2 separate regions of the Homo sapiens genome follow, and region 1 is linked to region 2. The links are chromatin loops, found by intact Hi-C in ENCODE. Cell type or tissue: endothelial cell of umbilical vein. All regions are shown on one strand. Links, peaks and the distances in the headings refer to the core of each region. The heading gives the core; the rest is flanking DNA. Region 1 overlaps SH3BP5 (SH3 domain binding protein 5). Region 2 has its middle 45 kb from the start of SH3BP5.

Evidence for each region. Peaks named below come from ENCODE experiments on the same cell type or tissue, not always from the same donor. Only the 100,000 strongest peaks of a DNase experiment are listed, where the experiment ranks them.
Region 1: it touches region 2 in a loop (6-fold over the local background); 8 of 110 quality-filtered maps call a loop at or near these places.

What each region holds. Positions count from the first base shown.
Region 1 is chr3:15,295,603-15,306,438 of GRCh38, forward strand. It overlaps SH3BP5 (SH3 domain binding protein 5), which reads right to left. Exons shown (of 9, transcript NM_004844.5): 3 at 8,501-8,629. Among named protein-coding and RNA genes, the nearest start is that of SH3BP5, 32 kb to the right of the region's middle. In endothelial cell of umbilical vein, for the core only: a CTCF peak has its summit at 9,842; a DNase peak (open chromatin) is centred at 5,259; H3K27ac peaks cover 2,503 bases.
Region 2 is chr3:15,371,991-15,384,038 of GRCh38, forward strand. It overlaps the pseudogene HMGN2P7 and a transcript of METTL6 not described here. Among named protein-coding and RNA genes, the nearest start is that of SH3BP5, 45 kb to the left of the region's middle. RefSeq lists an enhancer at 6,508-6,707. In endothelial cell of umbilical vein, for the core only: a CTCF peak has its summit at 6,448 (motif pointing left); a DNase peak (open chromatin) is centred at 6,381; H3K27ac peaks cover 509 bases.

The DNA.
Region 1 (10,836 bases), core at 1,878-9,877, 77 kb before region 2:
CAGAAGTTATACCACTGTTGGCTGTGAGTTCAGTGTTAATGAGTCAACAAAACGACACATGCAGAAAAAGGAAGAGGAAATTTGCCAATCTGAACATGAGTTCACTCAAGTAAGTGCTAAAGTAACATCCGCTGTGCATGACGAAGCTATGGAAAAGATGAAAACATGGCTGGATTTGTGGATTATCTGGCACTAAGCCTGAGAGGTCATGACAGATTAAAAAAGCAGAGTGGACAGCATCATCATGAGGCTAAGAGCCAAAGAAGTTTATAGTCACATCACCCAGAGTCAGGAGAACATTCAACCCTTTGCAGCTAGTGTTTTATTATCAAGAAATATTGCATATAATTGATTGTAAGAAACACACTAAATAAGGGGTCTTTAAACAGAAACACACATATAACAAGGTTATGTATTGATCAGCTGACAAAAATGTTGTGACCAGAGGCTCTCAGGAACCTAACCTCTATTTCCCCTAGGAGCAAAGCCTTGGTACTTGCTAATTCAGTGTCTGTGGCAACTTTATAGAATATGACTACCACAGATAATGAGAACTGATTGTATTTACCTCTGCCATAACACCACCTTCAAGAAGATGGGGCTCCTGGAGGATACAGACCAACTGTATACTCCACAGTGGCCACTGCAGACAAAGGGGAGATGCTTTTCTTTGCCAATCCCCTGACCTGCTATAATCCTCCCACAGTCTCACTCCATACCTCAAATGGGGAAATCATATACACACACACACACACACACACACACACCCCTATCCAGGTCAGTAACAAAGATTCTACTTTTGCTCAAAACAGCCCATCCCACACCCTTTTATAAGACTGCCATGAGGGGAATGTCAGCTCCACAAGGACAGGATCTCTGTTCTATGTTTGATAGGTCAACAAGTGGCTAGAACAATACCTGGCATATGGTAGGTGCTCAGTCAATAGCTACCGAAGAAAAGAAAATAATAAATTTTTTTAAATCCCCACACAGACATGTAAAGTAATAACCTACATTTGACATATCCTTGAGTTTATATCCTACCTTTGCAGAACATCAGCCTCTCATCCTCCACTTACGAAGTGTTTTTCCTTTTTTTTTTTTTTTTTGAGACAGGGTCTCACTCTTTCACCCAGACTAGAGCGCAGTGGTGCGATCACAGCTCCACGCAGCCTTGACTTCTCAGGCTCACGCAATCCTTCTACCTCAGCCTCCTAAGTAGCTAGGACCATAAGCAAGCACCACCATGTCTGGCTTCTTAAAAAAAAAAAAAAAAAAGAAATGGTGTCTCACCATGTTGCCCAGGGTGGTATTGAACTCCTGGGCTCAAGCAATCCTCCCACCTCAATCTCCCAAAATGCCAGGATTAGAGGCATGAGCCACCACTCCTGGCCATGGCAGGCTTTCTACAAACAAAATCAATGCCTAGAATTTCCCAACAAAGGATCACTATAATACTCTGTTCCTCTAGGATTAACATAATAGTTCAGGAGATTAATTGATATGCTCGACCCATTTCATTTCATTCAAAACACGATTCTCCATCCATTCAAGGCCCATGCCACACTATCCCTTTGGGCACAGAGTGCTTTTGATCAGTCAAAAGGTAAGTCAGCTACTCCCTCCCTCATCATTTTCGATCCTCCAGCACATTCTGCCCTCACAAATAACTCACTATGTACTCAACCTACCTGGGCTCACTCTTCCACCTGGCACAATCTCTCTATCTTCCATAGCCCCCTCCCAGCCAGGAGAGGCCTGTTTCCTCTTCTACCCACAGGTTCTTTGTGGTGGTGATCTTTTTTTTATTACAAGGCAGCAGATTCACCAGATACTCAACATTTGATAGAAAAATACATCTAGGATAATCTTACATTTATTGGATCCAAATGCTTTACATGTACTAATTCAATCGCTGTAGTAAATTGCAAAAGTAGCTAGAATAAGTTGCAGGTAGACTTTATCGTTCCCAATTCTTGAATTTGGACTGGCCCCATGACTGACTTTAGCCCGTAAGATGTTAATAAACATGAAACAAGCAGAGGCTTGAAAAGGGCTCACCCTTTTTGTTGCTGGAATCTCAACACTGTATGAAAATGACCAGGCTAGCCTGGTGAATGAAAGATACACGTGGCCTAGTCACCCCTGCTACCCTAGCTGACCACCAACCAACTGCTTGACAGATAAGGCCAAGGTCAGCCAGCCCCCAGCTAATCCATCAACTGACTGTATATGTGAGAGATCAGCTCTAAGCCTGAGATCAGAAAAACTGGCCAACAAAACCATGAGCTAAATAAATGTTTTAAGCCATTAAGTTTTAGGGTGGTTGGCTTCATAGCAAAAGCTAACTGATATACAACTTTTCTTTTTCTTTTTTTTTTTTTTTTTTAAAGAGCCAAGGTCTCACCCTGTCCTCCAGGATGGAATGCAGTAGCACAATCATAACTCACTGCACTCTGGAACTCCTGGGCTCAAGCAATCCTCCTGCCTCTGCCTCCTGAGTAGCTGGGACCACAGGCATGCACCATCATGCCTGGCTACTTTTTGTAGAGACTGGGTCTCACTACATTGCCTAGGCTGGCCTCGAACTCTTGGCTTCAAGCAGTCCTCCCGCCTTGGCCTCCCAAAGTGCTGGGATTACAGGCCTGAGATCCCTCAATTAGCCAACTCCATTTTATGGATGAAAAAAAATGAGGCACAGAGATTAGGTAACCTGCCAAAGGTCCCACAGCTTTTAAGAGGTGAGCCTACAAGTCACTCTACAAGTTTCAAATGTTTTCCCACTCATCTCCTTTCCTAAAGGAGGTTATATGTAAGACATGGCCTTATATAGCCCCACAGACACAAAACAGGCAACTTTCAGCACTAAATAATCCGCACTATTTTGCATTTGTGCTGCCCATCAAGTTTGCAAAGTGCTCTGCTCTCTTCTGACGCATTCCAACCATTCAAAAATAACAAGGGTTGCCCAATGTCCATGGATGAATGGATAAATAAAACGTGGTATATACATTCAGTGAAAGGAAATTCTGACACATGCTATAACATGGATGAATGTTGAGGACATTATGCTAAGTGAAATAAGCCAGTAACGAAATGACAAATATTGTATGATTCCTCAGTACTTATATGAGGTACCTAGGGTAGTCAAATTCATAGAAATAGAAAACAGAAGTGATGGTTGCCTGAGCTTGGGAGAGGGGAGGATTGGGGAGTTAGTGTTGAATGGGTACAGTTTCAGTCTGGGAAGATGCAAGGGTTCTAGAGATGGATGGTGGTAAGAGTTGCACAGCAAGTGAATGTGCATTCACAATGTGAATGCCTTAATGCCATCCTTAAAGAATGGTTAAAATGGGGGAGAGGCAAAAAAGAAAAAAAAGAATGGTAAAAATGGTACATTTTGTGTTGTATGTACCTTACCACAATTTTCTTAAAGAGGAGAAAAAGAAGGGTTGGGACTGATAGTGATAAAATGACAGGTCCAAAGCCACTGTTAGACCAGTCAGCACCCAGGGAGCCAGGTAAGCAAGATACACCCTGCTTTTCAGCGTCATTGATTCACATGGGCTCCGCCCTCATCAGACTGCTCCCCTACCATATGCTGAAGGCCAGATGGACTGGCAGATATGTCAAAGCAGCCTTAAAAACAAGCTTGGGCTCAAGGACAAAAACTCTCAAATCAAAGCCAGTGCCCTGCCCCCAACCTGGCACAGAAAACACACATCATGTTCTACCTCTGCTTGGCAGAAATTGGACTTGGTTTTCAAGATCACAGAACTGGATCTGACTCATTGGCTGAAAAATGAGCTCATATCAGGAAAAATAAAATCGATGCAAATTTTTAATGAACCAATACAATTTCCACCAGCTCAACAATTAGATTTTTTTTTTTTTTTTTTTTTTTTTTTTGAGTCAGGGTCTTGCTCTGTCACCCAGGCTGGAATACAAGAGAGACATCATGGCTCACTGCAGCCTTGAACTTCTGTGCTCAAGCAATCCTCCTGCTTCAGCCTCCTAAGGGCTAGGACCACAGGCACATATCACTACATCCAGCTAATTTTAAATTTTTTTTATTTCATATAGAGACAAGATCTCACCATGTTGCCCAGGCTGAAATTACAAATCTTTGTAAACTCTTCAAAGAAAATCAAGTGTGGGAGGTTTTTCCCTTTTAAGTACCCTCAACTGAGACACTGGATATTCCAGTGGATAGATAGACATGGATATTCCAGACACTGGAATAGACAGACATGGATATTCCAGACATAAAAAACCACCACTATGCTATCTTCTTTTTCTCCAAATGGCATACGTACTTTTATTTCAAAATATTCACAAAGTTAAGAAAAAGTACAGTACAAATAACTTTTTGCTCTCAACCATTTGAGTGAGTACCTGATGCTCCATCACCCCCCCAAATACTTTTTGTAGTTGTTATTTCCTACAAATAAGGACCTTCTCTCACATAATAATAATGTAACCATCAAAAGTGGAAAATGCATTGATACATGACTATCATGTAATTATCATTATTTCTTTTTTTTGAAAAAAATATGGGATATACATCAAATAGTAAGAGAAGGTACTAGGATTATTTTCTTCTGTCTATTTTCTAAATTTTCTACAATAAATTCTAATTTTTTAATGAAGCCGAAACCCAAGCTCATGCTGGGATTCCATTGTCAAACACATTATCTCACTTAAATCCTAAGGCCAACCTCATGAGATAGCCAGGGCTGTTCCCTTGACTGCCAGCATTTCATGAATGAGGATGCAGGGACTCTGGGGACGCAGTGCCTCCTGACTCAAACTAGAAGGAACTGCTATCTGAAGGAGTCTCTCAGGCACCATTTCCCTGCTGTACATAACCAGAGAGCTTTGTAAATATAAAAAGGAAGCGGGGGCGGGGGGACAAGAGGAAGAAAACAGGAAGTCCTACTTGGCAGCATCTGGAAGTGGACATCGCCCCCCTCACCATCAGGAAGGTGAGAGGAACATTCACACACAAACAAGCTCATCCATCTGGCCTGAGCAGCCCACCCTCCACAGAGATGAAATGTGACATCTGTGCCCTGCCTCAGCCTTTGAACATCCTTCCAGTTCCTTCGCTATTGACCAACAAGGTCCCTTGGGGTTGAGGGGTAGGAGTTAGATTAGGAATCTAACCTTTTCTACCCTGCTTCTTCCTGCCCACCTGCAAGAAGGAAGGAGATTACGGGGAGGGCTTGCAGGCATAAAGCCAGGCAGGATGCTCTCAACATTCATCTTGGGAGCTGCCCATTAAGAGTGACTCACTCATCCCCAGGACCTGGGCATCATCTGATTCGACCGATGACTCAGTGCCTTGCCCACAGGACTCAGTAATTGCCCTATTGTCCTCACTAGCCAAGAGAAGGGATGAAGAGATGGAGAGGAGCCACCATCCACTGCTTCCCAACAGACTAGGAGCCTCCCAGCCAGCTCCCTCCTACCTCTTTTCCCAACAAAGAAGATTTGGGGTGCAGAAGAGCAGGGAGTGGTGTGAAATCTGCTCCAGGATGTGTCACAGCCAGCTGGGGACCCAACTGCTAAACGGGATTTGAATGAACTCAACCCAGACGAGGCTGGATTTGCCAGTCATGCCACTCTCCATCTGCTTACCTAGCTACCAGGTGGGAAAGAGGCTGTGAGTAAAGGAGCAACGGAGAGGAAATGCTCATGACTTCAAGGGAGGGCAGGGGAGGAACCTCTGGTCTGTTGGTGGCTCCCCAACATCATTCACTAGTTTGTTCATTTATTGATTTATACAATATTTGAGCACCTTCTGTATGCTGGCATTGCAGATCCAGCAAGGAGCCAAACGAATGAAACTCTCTGCCCTTGCTGAGCTTCACTTACTGTAAACAAGTAAATTATAACAGGTCATATGGGGAGAAGCCCCACAGGGAAAAAGGAAAGCAAGGCATGGGGGCTGGGGCTGGCAGGGATGGTGGGCTGGGAGTTAACCATTTTAAATGTTAGCCTGAGAAGGCCTCATGGATAAAGGGATAGACATTTGAGCAGAAACCTGAAGATGAGGAAATCGGGCTATGAAAATACCAGGACATCGCCAAACAGAGGGACACCACCAAACAGAGGGAAAGGCAAGTCCAAAGACCTGAGGCAGGAGCACGTTTCACATCAGCACAGCCAAGGGAGTGACCTGAATCAGAGGACCAGCCTTGAGAAACCCCAACACAAAGCCCCCTAGAGCCATCTCTGCCCCCAAACCTGAGCTCAGGGACCAGACAAGGAAAACTTCAGGTAGAGAAGCCACTGCCGCGACTCCAGTGGGATGCTTCAACAGACCATCCTTCAATCACTCTGCAGCATGGGCACGTGGGCTGCTTTTAATAGATACGCGTGGGCTAAATGGCATCACAGAACCATAAATCCCAGTGTTAAAGACTTTCAGGAAAGGAGGTTTTCTGAATTCCTCGATATTTATCCAATGTTTAAATTAAATCCTCAGAAGCTTCTCCTCAAACCTAACCTGAACCCTCCATACTTCCGTTTCAGGTCAAGAATGATACAACCTTGGCCTACAGTGGGTAGGACACATCCTCAACTTGGGGGGCATCTCAAAGATTAATCCAACGTGGACACTTTGGAGGGGGAATGCCTCAGGGTGCTGGAATCTGTGGGAATTGGAAAGTGCTTTTTGGAGAAGGGTTTCTTCTCCCGGGAATTCTAGAGGCCTGGGCAGGGCCCAGCTGGAGATGGAAAAAGGGAGTGGCTGCTGCTCAGGGCTTGTGCAGACCAACGAGCAATCAGAACTTTGAAGTATACAGCCCAATGCACCAGGCCAGGGAAGAAAGAAGGGTTTCAGGCAGCCACTCTGTCTAGGAATAAAGGCAACATATCTGGCAAGGTCCAACCAGGAACTTCAGCTCAGGGTTCAGAGCATAAAACCCAAACACACAGGTACGATCTTGGTAGAACTCCCAAAGCAGCAAGGGGCTCCCTTGAAGAGAAATGAGAGGTGCATGGAAATAGGAAAAAGAAGAGGAATGGTTAAGTCCTGGCCCTCATTCTCTATGGGTCTATCTTAATATATTCCTAGATTTCTGGGACTTAATTTCCAAAGGGTCCATCCTACTGATATCTCCCCCACAGTGCACAACACACTGTGCACATACACAGTAGGTGCTCAGAAACTTTGCATTGTTGTTGCTCTCTCATTTTTTCTTTCTTTTTTTTTTTTCTGAGACACATTTGTGCTCTGTCGCCCAGGCTGGAGTGCAGTGGCACGATCTCGGCTCACTGCAACCTCCACCTCCCAGGTTCAAGCGATTCTCATGCCTCTGCCTCCCTAGTGACTGGGATTACAGGCGCCCACCACCATACCCGGCTAATTTTTGTATGTTTAGAAGAGAGGGGTTTCAACATGTTGGCCAGGCTGGTCTCGAACTCCTGACCTCAAGTGATCTGCCCACCAAGTGATCGGCCTCCCAGAGTGCTGGGATTACAGGTGTGAGCCACCATGCCCAGCCTCACTAAACATCTTCTTACAAGTGGACACTTTTGAAGGCAGCATCTTCCATCATGTCATAAACACACCACAGGGACAGCACTGGGTCATTTGCTAGTGAACTACAATTTGGACCAACTGCTTAGATCTTCTTGGGAAATCTGAACTCTCATCTCAAGAGGCATCACAGGGTTGGTGATTCACATTAGCTCTCTAATCGGGAAGCCGAAGCAGGCTGAGGAAGGTGAATAAAGCCCCCAGCCCAGAGCCTGCCACACAGCAGGTACTAGTAACTGTTGAGGGCTCTTTACCTTCCCCATTCACAGGGCCTGGCTATCAGAGGCTGCAGGTGACACAAGTGGCACATCGCGTCACACAGCAGCCAAAGGAAGACCAACTCCTAAACCAGAACCCATTTCCACGCAGCCCCCAGCAATCGCCTGATCACAGTCCCCTCCGCCACTCCCCTTCTGGTCTCCGTTTCACTGCTTCTTATTTGGGCTCTCAGGACAAAGAACCAAAGTTTCAGCAGGACGATGGCCACGGAAGTCAGAATCCGCTAAGGAGTGTATAACAACTCACCTGCCAAATCTTAAAAAGGAAAAAAAAAAAAAGAAAAAGAAGAAGAACCGATGTTTCAAGAGAAGCAGAAGGCTAAACACTCCCAAGAGTGAGGCGAACGCGAGGCAGTAAGCGAATCTTCCTACTGCTGTCTGACAGGTTGTCATTAGGAGCGGAGGAGGAACACCCTCTGGACACGTCCCCTTAAGTGCACTCAGCACCAACTCAGGGAGAGCACCCACTTGCAGGGTCATCCAAATGCCAGCACTCACACCCTATTAATAGTGTCGAGCACTGGAATGAAGCAGATTGCGGGGCGGTGGGTCACTGCATTTAAGACATATTGGACTCGAGCTTCTAACCTTCAGCAGGTGATACAGTCAAAGGCACCCTTAAAACTGAGGGGTAGTGAGGCTCGAGGTAGGGGAGACATCTATGGGGCTATCTTACCTGCCTCGCCACCCTCCGTGCCTCCCAGTAGGGCTTGGAGTCTTCCACAGCTTTGCCAATTTTCTTCACCAGTTCATCCAGTTTCACCGTTGCTTCAACCAGAACAGAGCGGAACTTCTGACGAGCATCCTGCAGCCAGGGGAAACCGAGGAAACACAGTTGAGGCTTAAGAAGGGATCTGCAAACACCTACTGGACCTAGACAGAAACATCAACAAAGGACTTTACCCAACGTACAGACCCCTAAAGTAGCACCTTTACAAGACAGTGTCTAGAGCAGCACCGCCCAAAACAGCTTCCTGCCACGGCGGAAACGTCCTGTGCTCTGCACAGTGCAGTGTGGCGGCCACCAGCCACGTGTGGCTACTGAGCACTTAAAACTGGCCGGTGTGACTGAGGAAAGGAGTTTTTAGTTTATTTAATTTTAATCATCTCGGGTGTGGTAGCTCACGCCTGTAATCCCAGCACTTTGGGAGGCCGAGGCAGGCCCATCACTTGAGGTCAGGAGTTGGAGACCAGCCTGGCCAACATGGCAAAACCCCATCTCTACTAAAAATACAAAAATTAGCCAGGCGTGGTAGCAGGTACCTGCTGTCCCAGCCACTCAGGAGGCTGGGGCACAAGAATCTCTTGAACCCAGGAGACAGAGCTTGTGGTGAGCCAAGATCATGCCACTGCACTCCAGCCTGGGTGACAGAGCACGACTCTGTCTCAAAAAAAAAAAAAAAAAAAGCTTAGTAAGCAACAACAACGCAAAGTTTCTGAGCACCTACTGTGTATGTGCACAACATGCTGTGCACTGTGGGGGAGATATCGGTAGGATGGACCCTTTGGAAATTAAGCCCGTCTCTACTAAAAATACAAAAATTAGCCGGGCATAGTGGGGGACACCTGTAATCCCAGCTACTCAGGAGGCTGAGGCAGGACAATCATTTGAATCAGGAGGCAGAGGTTGCAGTGAGCCGAGATCGTGCCACTGCACTGCAGCCTGGGTGACAGAGTGAGACACTGTCTCAAAAAAAAAAAAAATTAATTCATTATATTTAAAATTTTTTAATTAACATGGCTAGCAACTACTATATTGCATAGCACGGTATAGATTAAAAAGCTTTGTCCAGGACCTCTGGACAGCATGTTGTCAAAGCTCAGGACTTTAATCAGAGACATAGATTCAACACTGACCAAACCTCTATCTGGGGAAGAATGTCCAGCCATCTCTGACAGCTTCAGTCCAAATGATGCTGTCAATGTTAAACACTGAGTGCAAATTTATTTATTTATTTACCACATGCCAGACCTGGTGCTGGGCCTTGGGCGTGGCCCTGTCTCCAGGGCACTTACAGCCTGGTGGGTGAGGTAGGTATTACAGCCCGTTCCAGAAAAGTCAGTGCCAGGGTGGGAATGGTCCAGTCGCCATGGAACTCAGCAGGGAAGAATGGCGCCAGACCATGTATTAGAGGGAGAGTCACAGGAAACTTCCAGAGGAGTACTATCTAAACAGAAGTCCAAAGCATGAATAGGAAATTGGGGGAGGGGAGGAAAATACTGAGTCCCAAGCAGGCAGCAGAGCCTGTGTCCAGATAAGAGGGGAATGGGAACAGCATGGTGTCTGCAAGAAACTGAAGGAGGCCGGAGGTCTGGAATGTGGAGAATGGCAAGAGATAAGGGTGGCCATCCATCCTGGCGACAGCAACTAGCAACTTGGACCTTGATAGGAGTTAGGAAGGCAAAGAAGGACTGTGCAAGGCTTAATCATGTTGTAAAAGTCAAGAAACCAGATCCAAGAGGTATAAGGAGAGAAAAAAAAAATTAAATAAGTTAGTCCCAGGTCTAGGAGGACCTATTGGAAGGGATCAGGTCAGTGATTCAAACCCCACATCCCCTCTACCTCTCCCTCAGGCATCTGCCTGACAAAGCCACACCTAGGGGAAGGAAGGACACATGCATGAGTTTAAAAAAAAAAGAGAAATGGCAGCCGGGCACCATGGCTCATGCCTGTAATCCCAGCACTTTGGGAGGCCGAGACGGGTGGATCATGAGGTCAGGAGATCGAGACCATCCTGGCTAACAAGGTGAAACCCCATCTCTACTAAAAATACAAAAAAAAATTAGCCAGGTATGGTGGTGGGCACCTGTAGTCCCAGCTACTTGGGAGGCTGAGGCAGGAGAATGGCGTGAACCCGGGAGGCGGAGCTTGCAGTGAGCTAAGATCGCGCCACTGCACTCCAGCCTGGGAGACAGAGCGAGACTCCGTCTCAAACAAACAAACAAAAAACTAGCTGGGCATGGTGCCGTGTGCCTATGGCCAGGGCGGAAAGATCGCTTAAGCCCAGAAGG
Region 2 (12,048 bases), core at 2,453-10,452:
TTGTGAACTCTCTTCATTTAACCTTAATCACCTCTTTCAAAGCCTTATTTCCAGATACAGCCACATGGTTAGGGCTTCACCATGTAAATTTGGCGGGGAGGTGCAGAGGGGTGACAAACATTCAGTCAATAAGTTTCAATTACTCCAATTATTTCACCTATTTTGAGTTGTTGCTGACTCCAGAAGATTCTGTTAAACTATGTCACTGAAGAGCTAATCCCAGAATAGTTTCAGAGCTGGACTATGCTTAACAACTATGTGATTCAATCACAGTATTTTACACATGGAGAAACTGAGGCCCAGAGAGGCACATCATTCACCTATGCAGAGTGGAAAGGTTAAGATTAGAACCAGGGTGTCTGGGCATCCAATCAGGAATAGAAGGTATGTCATCCCTTTGTTACTACCACACCTCCTGCACTACAATAATTCAAGCACAGTCACTGGATGTGAACGATGTGCAGACGTGGTGCTTACCTGGCACTCAAGGTTTTCTATATTCAGATCATTTTGTGATGTTCACAGCTTTTCTCCGTGACCCTGGGGGAAAGTGATGCTATTAAAAAACCAATGATTGTAGGAAGCTTCTGGAACCCCCACTGGGCTGGAGGGACAAAAAGGAGAGAATAGTTTTTACCCAGAGCCCATGAGCATGAGCTTACTCACAACGAATGCATCTGTAGTGTTGCTGATGCTGCCACTACCACGACAATCACTGCCTTTCTCATTGGGCAGGCAGCCAAGAGCCCACCTGTTCATGCTATTGAAACAGCCACCAGAGCCATTGGGGCCCTTACTTACCCAGAGCCACCCCTGCTGCCCTCGCCCCAGTACCCTACCATTGCAAGGCCCACAATTGCCTACTATACCTACTGATAAATGTCATAAACAGAAAAAAATGGCCTCTCCCTCCCACCTTCCAACCAACTTCACATAAATGCCTCCCACTAGCAGAACCTACCTGGCAAGGAACCCAGCTGACAAGGAAGTTCGGGAAATGCAGTTTCCAGGCTTCTAGCCCCTGAGATATAGGGGAGAATGTGGGCCAGGTGTGATGACTCACGTCTGTAATCTTAGCACTTTGGGAGGCCAAGGTGGGAGGATCGCCTTGAGCCTAGGAGTTTGAGACCAGCCAGGCCAACACAGTGAGACCCCATCTCCAAAAAAAATAACAGAATGTGGAAAGGCAGGAATAGCCATAGACAATATCCGGGTATAGTTATTAGGAGGAAGTGAACAGGCAAGAATGTGGTACCTGAAGGTCAAGTTTTAGAATTCAGACATGTCCCACCAACAATAATCAGCAGTGCTGGGGGGGTGTCACAAATTCCATCTGGAGGAGCCCTTTTTCTCTGGTCTTCCCAACAAAACTAGCCCAGAGGAGAATCTCATCTCCTGCCTCAGAGGAACAGCTGAACGAAGCTGAGCACCCCCTCTGGGAGGTCAGAAAGTCTTCTGTTCAGGCAGAGAAGCCTAGAAACCAGAGGCTCCCATTCCACTCTCAGGTCAGGAGCTGTATTAGTCAGCTGGAGCTGCCATAACAAAATGCCATGGCCTAGGTGGCTTTAACAACAGAAATTTGTTTTCTCACACTTCTGGAGGCTGGAAATCCAAGAGGAAGGCAGGTTTGGCTTCTCCTGAGGCCCTCTCCATGACCTGCACACAGTCTCCTTCTGGCTTTGTCCTCGTTTGGCCTTTTCCCTGTGCATGTGCATCCCAGTGCATCTTCCTCTTTTATAAGAATGCCAGTCGTGGAGGATTAGGACTCCACCCTTATGCACTCATTTAATCTTAATTACCTCTTTAAAGGGCTCATCTCCAAATAGAGTCATGGGGGATGGGAGGTTAAGGCTTCAATTTATGAACAAGGGATACAATTCAGTCCATAACAGGAGCCCAGTTGATATCTCCAACTCTGAGAGTAAACAGAGGCCTTTTTTTTTTTTTTTTTTGAGAGTCTTGCTGTGTTGCCTAGGCTGGAGTGCAATGACATGATCTCGGTTCACTGCAACCTCTGCCTCTCGGATTTAAGAGATTCTCCTGCCTCAGCCTCCGGAGTAGCTGGGATTACAGGCACCTGCCACCAAGCCTGGCTAATTTTTATATTTTATTTTTAGTAGAGATGGGGTTTCACTGTGTTGGCCAGTCTGATTTTGAACTCCTGACCTCAAGTGATCTGCCTGCCTCGGCCCCCCAAAGTGTTGGGACTACAGGCGTGAGCCACTGCGCCTGGTCCAGAGACCTGACTTTTTTTTTTTTTTCCCAAGCCAAACTGTATCCAGCTTTATTAAAGATACTTTCCATAAACAATCATGGTATTTCAGGCAGGACGTGGGCAGACAATCGTTAACAGTATACAACAACTTTCAAACTCCCTTCTGCAATGGACTACCAAAAATCAGAAAGCCACTATAAACCCAATGAAGTCTTCATCTGGTGCTCTGAACAGGGAAAGTTTAGAGTGAGGGTTGACATTTCACATTTAGCATGTTGTTTAACAACTTTTCACAAGCCGACCCTGACTTTCAGTAAGTGAAAATGGCAGAATTTATCTGAAGATCCACAATCTAGAAATGGAACCACTGCTCTTTTGACAGGTGCCATCTCAGTGGCATCACTGGAAAGTCCAGATTGCCTGACACACTGGTAACCAACGACTAGGGGTCAGGTCCCAACAGATGTCTGGGCTTAAGGGAGTTAAGTCTATGCTGAAAGATGGAAAGGGAGAAGAAGAAATAAAAACAAATTTGTTTTTCCATACCACAAGGCTTTTGTGCCAAGGTGGCCATGTGTGTCAAAGTCAGGGAATCCCTCCTCCTGGGAGCCAAGAGGAAGTCTCTCAAAACTAGAAGGGAAAGGTGTTTTCTCCACATCGATCCAGCTTTGGAGACATTCTATTAGTGACATATGCCCCTTCCCCCCAAAACAATGAAGTGTTCTGTGTGCTAACAACATACCTTTAAAAAAAAAAAAGTAAAACAAAATTCTGCATCTTTATAAAACTTGATAAAAAATAGTATTTCAAGGCCGGTTGCAGTGGCTCACGCCTGTAATCCCAGCACTTTGGGAGGCCGAGCGGAGCAGATCGCGAGGTCAGGAGATGGAGACCATCCTGGCTAACACGGTGAAACCCTGTCTCTACTAAAAATACAAAAAATTAGCCGGGCATGGTGGCGGGCGCCTGTGGTCCCAGCTACTCCGGAGGCTGAGGCAGGAGAATGGCGTGAACCCGGGAGGCGGAGCTTGCAGTGAGCCGAGATCGCGCCACTGCACTCCAGCCTGGGCGACAGAGCGAGACTCCGTCTCAAAAAAAAAAAAAAAAAAATTGTATTTCAAACTGTACAGTCACCAGAAGTACACAGCTATCAAAAATGCACACACTTCACTTGGCATCTCCAGCACCTTCAGCTTTCTGTGACTGGTCTGTTTTGGCATCTCCATTTTCTGCAGGGTTATTCCCCTCCTTGCCAGCATCAGCCTTTCCCTTTTTCCCTTTGGGTACCTTCTCTCCCTTCTTTGCAGAGGCCTTTTTAGGCTTGGGCTCTGGCTTTGGAGGAGCAGGTTTAGCAGACAACCTAGCGGATCTTCTCTGCGGTTCGTCCTTCACCTTGGCTTTATCTCCTTTAGCATCTCCTTCAGCCTTTCTCTTGGGCATGGTGGCCGCGGCGATGGCGACGGCGGCGGGACGTAGGTGCTGGACGCGGGACACAGCGGCGCACGGGCTTTGGTCGGTCCGGGGGTCGTTCTCACCTCTTCTTCATACTGCTCCGATATCTGACTTTTTAAAGCCCTGGTCAGGAATATGCTGAGTCACCCCTGACTCCCACCTCTAGTTGTAACTTACATTGGTTTGTTCTTCCATTTACTTATATCACAAGTATTTATTGAGTTCCAATTATGTGCCCGGCACTATATCAGTACTGGGGACATGGATGTTGACATTGGACAGGTGACTGCAGTGCCATATGACAGAGGCATGCTCACAGCGCTTATGGTCAGGCTGTTGGTGGGATGCCCTGCAAGCAAAGACACCAGACAAGGCTTTCTAGAGGACATGCGATGGGAACCCAGTTCTGAAATACAAGGCAGAATTATCTGGTTGGGGAGTGGATTTGTTTAATCAGTGGGTCCCTATTTGCCTAGACTTGTACAGGAGAGGAAGGTAGAGTTTATATAAAACTTTTCTACTCCAGGTGTGGCCCACAGATCAGGAGTACTGGAATCAGCTGGGAGCTTCTCAGATAGACTCACTCTCAGAGTCCATCCCAGGCTTACTGAATCAAAAGCTACAGTTTAACAAGCTCCCCAGGGCACAGGTGAACATTAAAATTTGGGAAACACTGATGCGGTGCAATCCCATTGCTTCACAGATGGACAAACCAAGACCCAGAGAACAAGTGATTCTTTTAAGATAATACAGATAACACAGCATTAACAGGAAAGAAAGAAAAGTCTTAAATCTAAATTCAACACTCCCCTTCAGTCCGATGGATTGACACATTTCCCAGTCCACCTACAACTTTCACATCACATTATGATGCCAGATCTTTCTACCAACAAGCCCTTTGGCTATGCCTAGAGGACTCATTATTAGCTCTCACTGATCAGGTGAGAACATGGGGGCCCCAAAAACGGACCTCTATTGACACTGTTTCTGATTTGGGAGCGTTTGGGCTGCTTTGTGGGTGTCTTTTATATTCTTCATTTATTTACTTAAATGGCAGACATTGCTAATTGTTTGGGTCAGGGAATATCAAGCCTTGAGCCTGGTTTAAGGTGCTTTGAGACCCTTACACCCCTAGACACCTCACAGAAGCAAATGTAGAGACTTTCTGAAGGAAAGGGCCTTCAACATAGGCCTCATATCATTTCTACACATAGTTTTTCAAATGCAGTGTCCAGGCTGGGCACAGTGGCTCACGCCTATAATCCCAGCACTTTGGTAGGCTGAAGTGGATCACCTGAGGTCAGGAGTTTGAGACCAGCCTGGCCAACATGGTGAAACCCCATCTCTACTAAAAATACAAAAAATTAGCCAGGTGTGGTGGTGGGCGTCTGTAGTTCCAGCTACTCAGGAGGCTGAGGTGGGAGAATAGCTTGAACCCAGGAGGCAGAGTTTGCAGTGAGCTGAGATCATGCCATTGCACTCTAGTCTGGGTGACAAAAGGAGACTTTCAAACAAAACAAAACAAAAAAACCCAAAAGCAGTGTCCAGCACACAGTCGTAGATAACTCATAGAGTACAAGACTGGCAATTGGCAGGAAAAAAAGACAAATAATAGAAACAGATCTGCAAAGAGTTCAAATATTGAATTATCAGATGTAGACTTTTTAAACAAATAGCTGAATTTATTTTATTTCATTTTATTTTTCTTTTTAGATTAGGATTAACCTTGTGGAGCAGAGATAACTCATAGGCAGTACACACACAGTCAGCCTGAATTTTTTTTAAGGCAAACTTGTTGATATATTCAATGAATTGGAAACTACGAAAATCAATGTAGTCAATTTTTTTTTTTTTTTTTTTTTATCTGAGACAGAGTCTCGCTCTGTCACTCTGGCTGGAATGCAGTGGCGCGATCTTGGCTCACTGCAACCTCTGCCTCTCGAGTTCAAGTGATTCTCCTGCCTCAGCCTGCTGAGTATCTGGGATTACAGGCACATGCCACCATGCCTGGCTAATTTTTGTATTTTTAGTAGAGACAGGGTTTCACCATATTGGTCAGGCTGGTCTCAAACTCCTGACCTCGTAATCTGCCCGCCTCAGCATCCCAAAGTGCTGGGATTACAGGCGTGAGCCACCGCACCAGCCTATGTAGTCTATTTTTAAAAGAACCAAATAGAACTTCTAGGGAAAAATGTAATAACAAACATATATGCATGTGTAAATATATATATAAATGCCTACATGCTAAGTTCAGCAGATAGGTTTAATGACAAAAACTATAAAACTGAAGAGGGAAGTAGGGAATTGGGAGACAGGACTGGAGAACGTGATTCTGCTGCTGGACGGCGAGCCCCACAATTGGGGCTTAGCCCTGAAGAGTTCTCAGCTTCATCCAGGAAAGAATTCAAGGACAAGCCTGTGGTGTTAAATAGCAATCTTATTTGAATAGCACCTCTCCCTACAGAGCAGGGGTAACTCACAGGCAATGAACCCAGAGTCTGCAACGTATGGGCTGTTGGCAACTCTATCTACTTGTACCCACTTTCAATTACTTGTATATTAAGGGGCAAGCTGATGCAAATTGAGGGCCAAGTTATTTAGAAAGATCTAGTAAGTTACTACTCCTTTCCATGGCAATGACCCACAAAATTTGTCGTCATGGAAAGAGGCAGTAACTTCCGGGTCGTTGCCATGGCATTTGTAAACTGTCATGGCGCTGGCGGGCGTGTCCTATGCTAATGAGCAATGAGGGCGGCTAGGGATTGCTTTTGTCGCCATCTGCTGGTTTCCACCGGTTTCTTCACTTCATCCTGTGTGGACCATCTTTTGGTCAGCAGGACTGTGACCAGAAGACAAGTCCTGCCAGTCTCCTACCTCATTTCCAAGAGACAAAAAGATAGGATGTGCAGCGGAATAGAAAAAAGACTTAGAAAACATATTTTAAACATCTAATGAACATGTTGTCAGACACCCAGAAGGAGGAGTGAGAGAATGGGCAGTGACAAAATTGAAGATGGAGTGGCTGGAAAGAGGACCTTCACAGCACCACCCACGAGTAAGGGGCTGCTGTAAAGAGACAGAGGTGGTCGCCATGCTCCTGCAGCCCAGTGGGTTCCTTTTTGGAATCAGAGAATCAAAATAAAAGGGCCGAATTCCACCTCCAGTCTCATTCTTGGCTTCGATATTTCCCCTCCAGATGTCTTTTTATGTCTTTTTCATCTATTTCCAGTAGGTCCTTATTCTGTGTGAAAAAATTAAAAATCCGGTGTTTATTTTGGATTTCACAGACACAGCAGGCACAGTCCCTAGACAAAAATACATAACTCAGTGCTCAAGAAAGAGTTTTGTGTTTCCTGGTGCTGTGCATGTTAGAGGCACCTGGGACAGGGAGCAGATCTCTCTGGAGTCTGAGTGGCAGGTCTGCTGCCTGCAAATGTGTGGTCTGTGCACCATACGAAGGTGCCTGCTAAGAGGACAGGGTCCTGAATTCCAGCCGTGGCTCTGCTTGACAAGCTGTGTGCTCCAGCTAGGGCCTAACAGAAGGCTGCCTTCTACCAAAGGTGTTACACCAAGCTATGAGGCCTGCATTTGCCCAGAGCAGGCCCTTTTTCTGTTTTGCACAAAAGCACTCATTGATTAATGGTGTTCCACCCAACTGTCCACTGGAGAAGTATCTAACAAGAGACAAATCCATTCTCAGGTACTTCGCAAAGGCCAACCAAGGCTATGTAATGGTGTGTGTGGGGTACAGCATGGTTGTAGGGTGGCCAACTGTGGGAACCCCACACTGAGGAGTTCCCTGCCATGTGTGGCTGCTATGCTAAAGTCAAGACAGTGTCAGCAAACCCAGATGGTTGGTCATCTTACTCTTGGAGCTCCCTCAAGTTTGGGCAGCTTTTGACTGTCACTACAGAAAGGACTGAATTATTGGTGTTGCCCTTTCCCTTCCCCTGTTGTTCCCTTGCCTTGTGCTGACACTTACGTTTGTAGGGCACAGACCATGTCGCAGCAGGAGGAATTCTCCCCATACAAACTTCTATCTCTGACCTTCTGGTTGTTATACAGAAAAGTACTCATATTTTATGGCCAGGTGTGGCAGCTCATGCTTTTAATCCCAGCACTTTGGGAGGCTGAGGCAGGTGGCTCACTTGAAGCCAAGAGTTCTTTTTTTTTTTTTTTTTTTTTTGAGACAGTCTCATTCTGTCACCCAGTGGAGTACAGTGGCACAATCTTGGCTCACTGCAACCTCCACCTCCTGGTCAAGTGATTCTCCTGCCTCAGCCTCCCAAGTAGCTGGGACTAGAGGGATGGGCCACCATGCCTGGCTAATTTTTGTATTTTTAGTAGAGACGGGGTTTTGACATGTTGGTCTGGAACTCCTGAACTCAGGTGATCAACCTGCATCGGCCTCCCAAAGTGCTGGGATTACAGGCGGAAGCCACCATGCCCAACCAGCCTGGGCAACATAATGAGACCCCATCTTACAAAAAGTAGTAAAAATTAGCTGGTGTGTGCTTGTAGCCCTAGCTACTCAGGAGACTGAGGTGGGACAATTTCTTGAGCCCAGCAGTCAAGGCTGCAGTGTGCTATGATTGCACCACTGAAATCCAGCCTGAGTGCTAGAGCAAGACCCTGTCTCTGTAACAACAACAACAAAAAACTAAATGAAAATATTTTAGGCCAGGCGCGGTGGCTCACCCATGTAATCCCAGCACTTTGGGAGGCCGAGGGGGAGTGGATCACGTGAGATCAGGAGTTCAAGACCTCGCCAGTATGGTGAGATCCCCGTCTCTACTAAAAATACAAAAATTAGCTGGGCGTGGCGATGCGTGCCTGTAGTCCCAGCTACTCGGGAGGCTGAGGCAGGAGAATCGCTTGAACCCGGCGGGGCAGAGGTTGCAATGAGCCGAGATCACGCCACCGCATTCCAGCCTGGGGGACACAGTGAGACTCTGTCTTGGAAAAAAAAAAAAGAAAATATTTTATGGTACTGAATTTCTTGCCAGTGTATTTTTCTGTACATATTTTTATATAGTTCAGAACAGATTGTATAATTTTATATCTAGCTTTTTTAAACTTAACATTATAATGTGAACATTCTATTAAAATGTTGAAAACTTTTTTTCTTAGACACAATGTTCATTGACTATATTCTGTTCCATCATATGGCTATATCTTAGCTTGACCCCCCTACCAGTCATCTAGACTGGGGCAACAAACTTTTCCTTAAAGGTCCAGATAGCCAGGCGCGGTGGCTCACACCTGTAATCCCAGCACTTTGGGAGACCGACGCAGGATGATCACTTTGAGTCCAGGAGTTTGAGACGAGCCTGGGCAACATAGCAACACCCCGTTTCTCTAAAAAAAAAAAAAAAAAAAAAGAAAACAAAAACAAGATCCAGATAGTAAATATTTTAGGCTTTATTGGCCAGATAGTCTCTGCCCTTGTAGCATGAAAGGAGCCATAAGCCATAAACAATACATATACGGGTGTGGCTGTATTTAACACAACTTTACCAGAATAAAAGGAGGACTAGATGATTCTCTGGGTCATGTAACAGAGTCCAAAGAGTGTACTACTCACTGCATGACATTTAATAAGTCAAGAGACAAGGGGTTGAGGCAAGGAAAGTGACTTTTATTCAGAGAGCCAGCAAACCAAGAAAATGGAAGAGTAGTGTCCTGAAGAACCATTTTTAAGTCAATACAAATTTCAGGCTCCTTTTACGTGAGAGGAAGGGGGAAGAGGGAGGGAGTTGAGGTCAAGAAGTGGCCAGTGATCACATCTGGGTGGTGGCAAGGGTCCAAGGAGGTGGTGAAACTTTGTCCTTGGTCAGGTCACAGTGCTCTTATAAATCTTTAACATAACATTATTACTTGCATACATCCTCCTTATCTCCTCAGGGGTTAGTTTTGGGGGAGGCACTATTACCATCCTTGCTCTAAACTATAAACTAAATTCCTTCTATAGTTAGCTTGGCCTATGTGCAGAGATAAGCAAAAGCAGTTAACCTAAAAGATACAGGTTATCGCTGCAGGGGGGTTAGGAGCAAAATGGAGTTAGTCACGCTAGGCCTCCTTGTCACTGTTATAGCCATAGCTTGTGGATCTCTGGTTTAGACTATTTATAATGTTTGGTACTATAAATAATGCAGCTAATGAATATCTTTGTGAAGAAGTCCTTGAATATGTCAGATTATCTCTTAGGAAACAATCCTACAAATTGAGTTACTAGAACAAAAAAAAAGTATGGCTATTTTTAAGGTCCTTGATCCATAATATGGGATACAAGTCGAAGTAGCTTTCTGAATAGCCACCTAACCTTAACTCAGCATCATTCTTGGACCCTGCCCATGTCCCTGGGAATCCCTGGAACTAACATTTCTTTGGTTCTTTTTTTTTTTTTTTTAAGAGTCGGGGTCTCACTCTGCTGCCCAGGCTGGAGAACAGTGGCACAATCATGGCTCACTGCAACCTTGAATTCCTGGCCTCAAATTATACTCCCTCTCACCCTCCCGAAGTGCTGGGATTATAGGCATGAGCATCTGTGCCCGGCCACTTTTCATTAGTCCTAAGCACACACCACCAAGTTCAGTTTTCCTGAGATGCCTCCATTCTCCAGATCATTCAGCCCCTTTACAGTGGACAATTATGCTTATCTATTTCTGCTTAAATCATCTATCTATGTGCTACCTTTTCCTTCCCAACCCAATTGTTTAAAGATGACAGACTAGACCAGGCACCATGGCTCATGCCTGTAATCCCAGCACTTTGGGAGGCAGAGGCAGGAGGATCTCGAACCCAGGAGTTTGAGACCAGCCTGGGCAATATAAGGAGACTCTGTCTTTACAAAAATAAAATTAGCCACACATGCTGGCACACACCTTCAGTCCCAGCTACTTGGAGGCTGAGGTAGGAGGATTGCTTGGGCCTGGGAGGCAGAGGTTGCAATGAGTCATGATCAGGCCACTGCACTCCAGCCTGGCAACAGAGGGAGACTTGCTTCAAAAAAAAAAAAAAAAAAAAGACAGACTAAGCATGTGTACCTAGTTAGGATCCTTCTGGAAACCCCACGAAAATGACAGCAAAAGGATATTTTTATCACATAAACCCCATACAACTGATTAAATTTGGGAGAACATTAGAAACAAGGACATTCTATCATTTGCAACAACATGGGTGAACCTGGAAGATATTATGCTAAGTGAAATAAGCCAGATTCAGAAAGACAAATACCACATGATTTCACTTATACGTGGAATTTTAAAAAGTTGAACTCACAGCAGCAGAAAGTAGAATGGTGGTTACCAGAGGCTGGGGGAGGAGAGGAGTAGGGGAGATGTTGACCAAAGGGCACACATTTCAGTTAGCCAGGGGGAATACGTTTTTGAGATCTACTGTACATGGTGACCATAGTCAATAATAATGTATACTTTGAAGGAGCATCTGGAATTTTACCCCCAGATATGGCTCCCTGGTATAATGAGTATTTTGAATTAAATGTCCTTAGCAATCAACAGATGCTAGAAGAAACCTTTTCCCTATCTACATAAAGACCTAAGGGATCCACCAAGGAAAACAATTACTAAGTTTTTATTCCATTTCTCCTATTAATCTGCATTTGGTGAGTGATTTTTTAGTTATTCTTCAGAGGGCAAAGGGGAAGTTTGTTCCTGGCCCCTACAGTTTCAAAATTGTAAAAATAATAACAATAATGAATTTTTTAAATTACACATTTATTTTTACTTTTTTTTTTTTTTATTAGAGACAGGGTATTGCTATGTTGCCCAGGCTGGTGTCTGGAACCCCTGAATTCCTGGGCTCAAGCAATCTTCCTGCCTTGGCCTCTCAAAGTGTTGGAATTACAGGTGTGAGCCACCATGCTTGGCCAAGAATAGATTTTACATGTTCTCAATACAAAGAAAAAGAAGTATGTGAGGAGTGTGATATGCTAATTAGCTTCATATAATCATTCCACAATGTATACATCTATTACTATCAAAACATCATATTTATCCCATATATATATTATTTGTCAATTAAAAATGTAAATTTTCATTTAAAATTTTGAAGGGCTAGAAAACAGGATAAATAGCAACTGACTTAGCAGGCTTGTGAAGCTGAGTCTTAAGCCAGCAGGGATGAAAGTCAAGAAGCAACTCAACTTGCATTGAGACTCCCATAGAGTTTTGTGACCAGGCTTTGGTAGTACCAGCTACGTCTAGTATAAGTGGGGGTGTGTATAAGACTGAATACAGGAGAATTGGTTGGAAGTCAGTAAGAAGAAGTTAGAACCCTAAATCTCTCCTGCAAGTCCACACAGCCAGACTGTACATCCCCCACCCCAGAATAAGACTGTAAGTTGAAAACAAAAGGTCTCT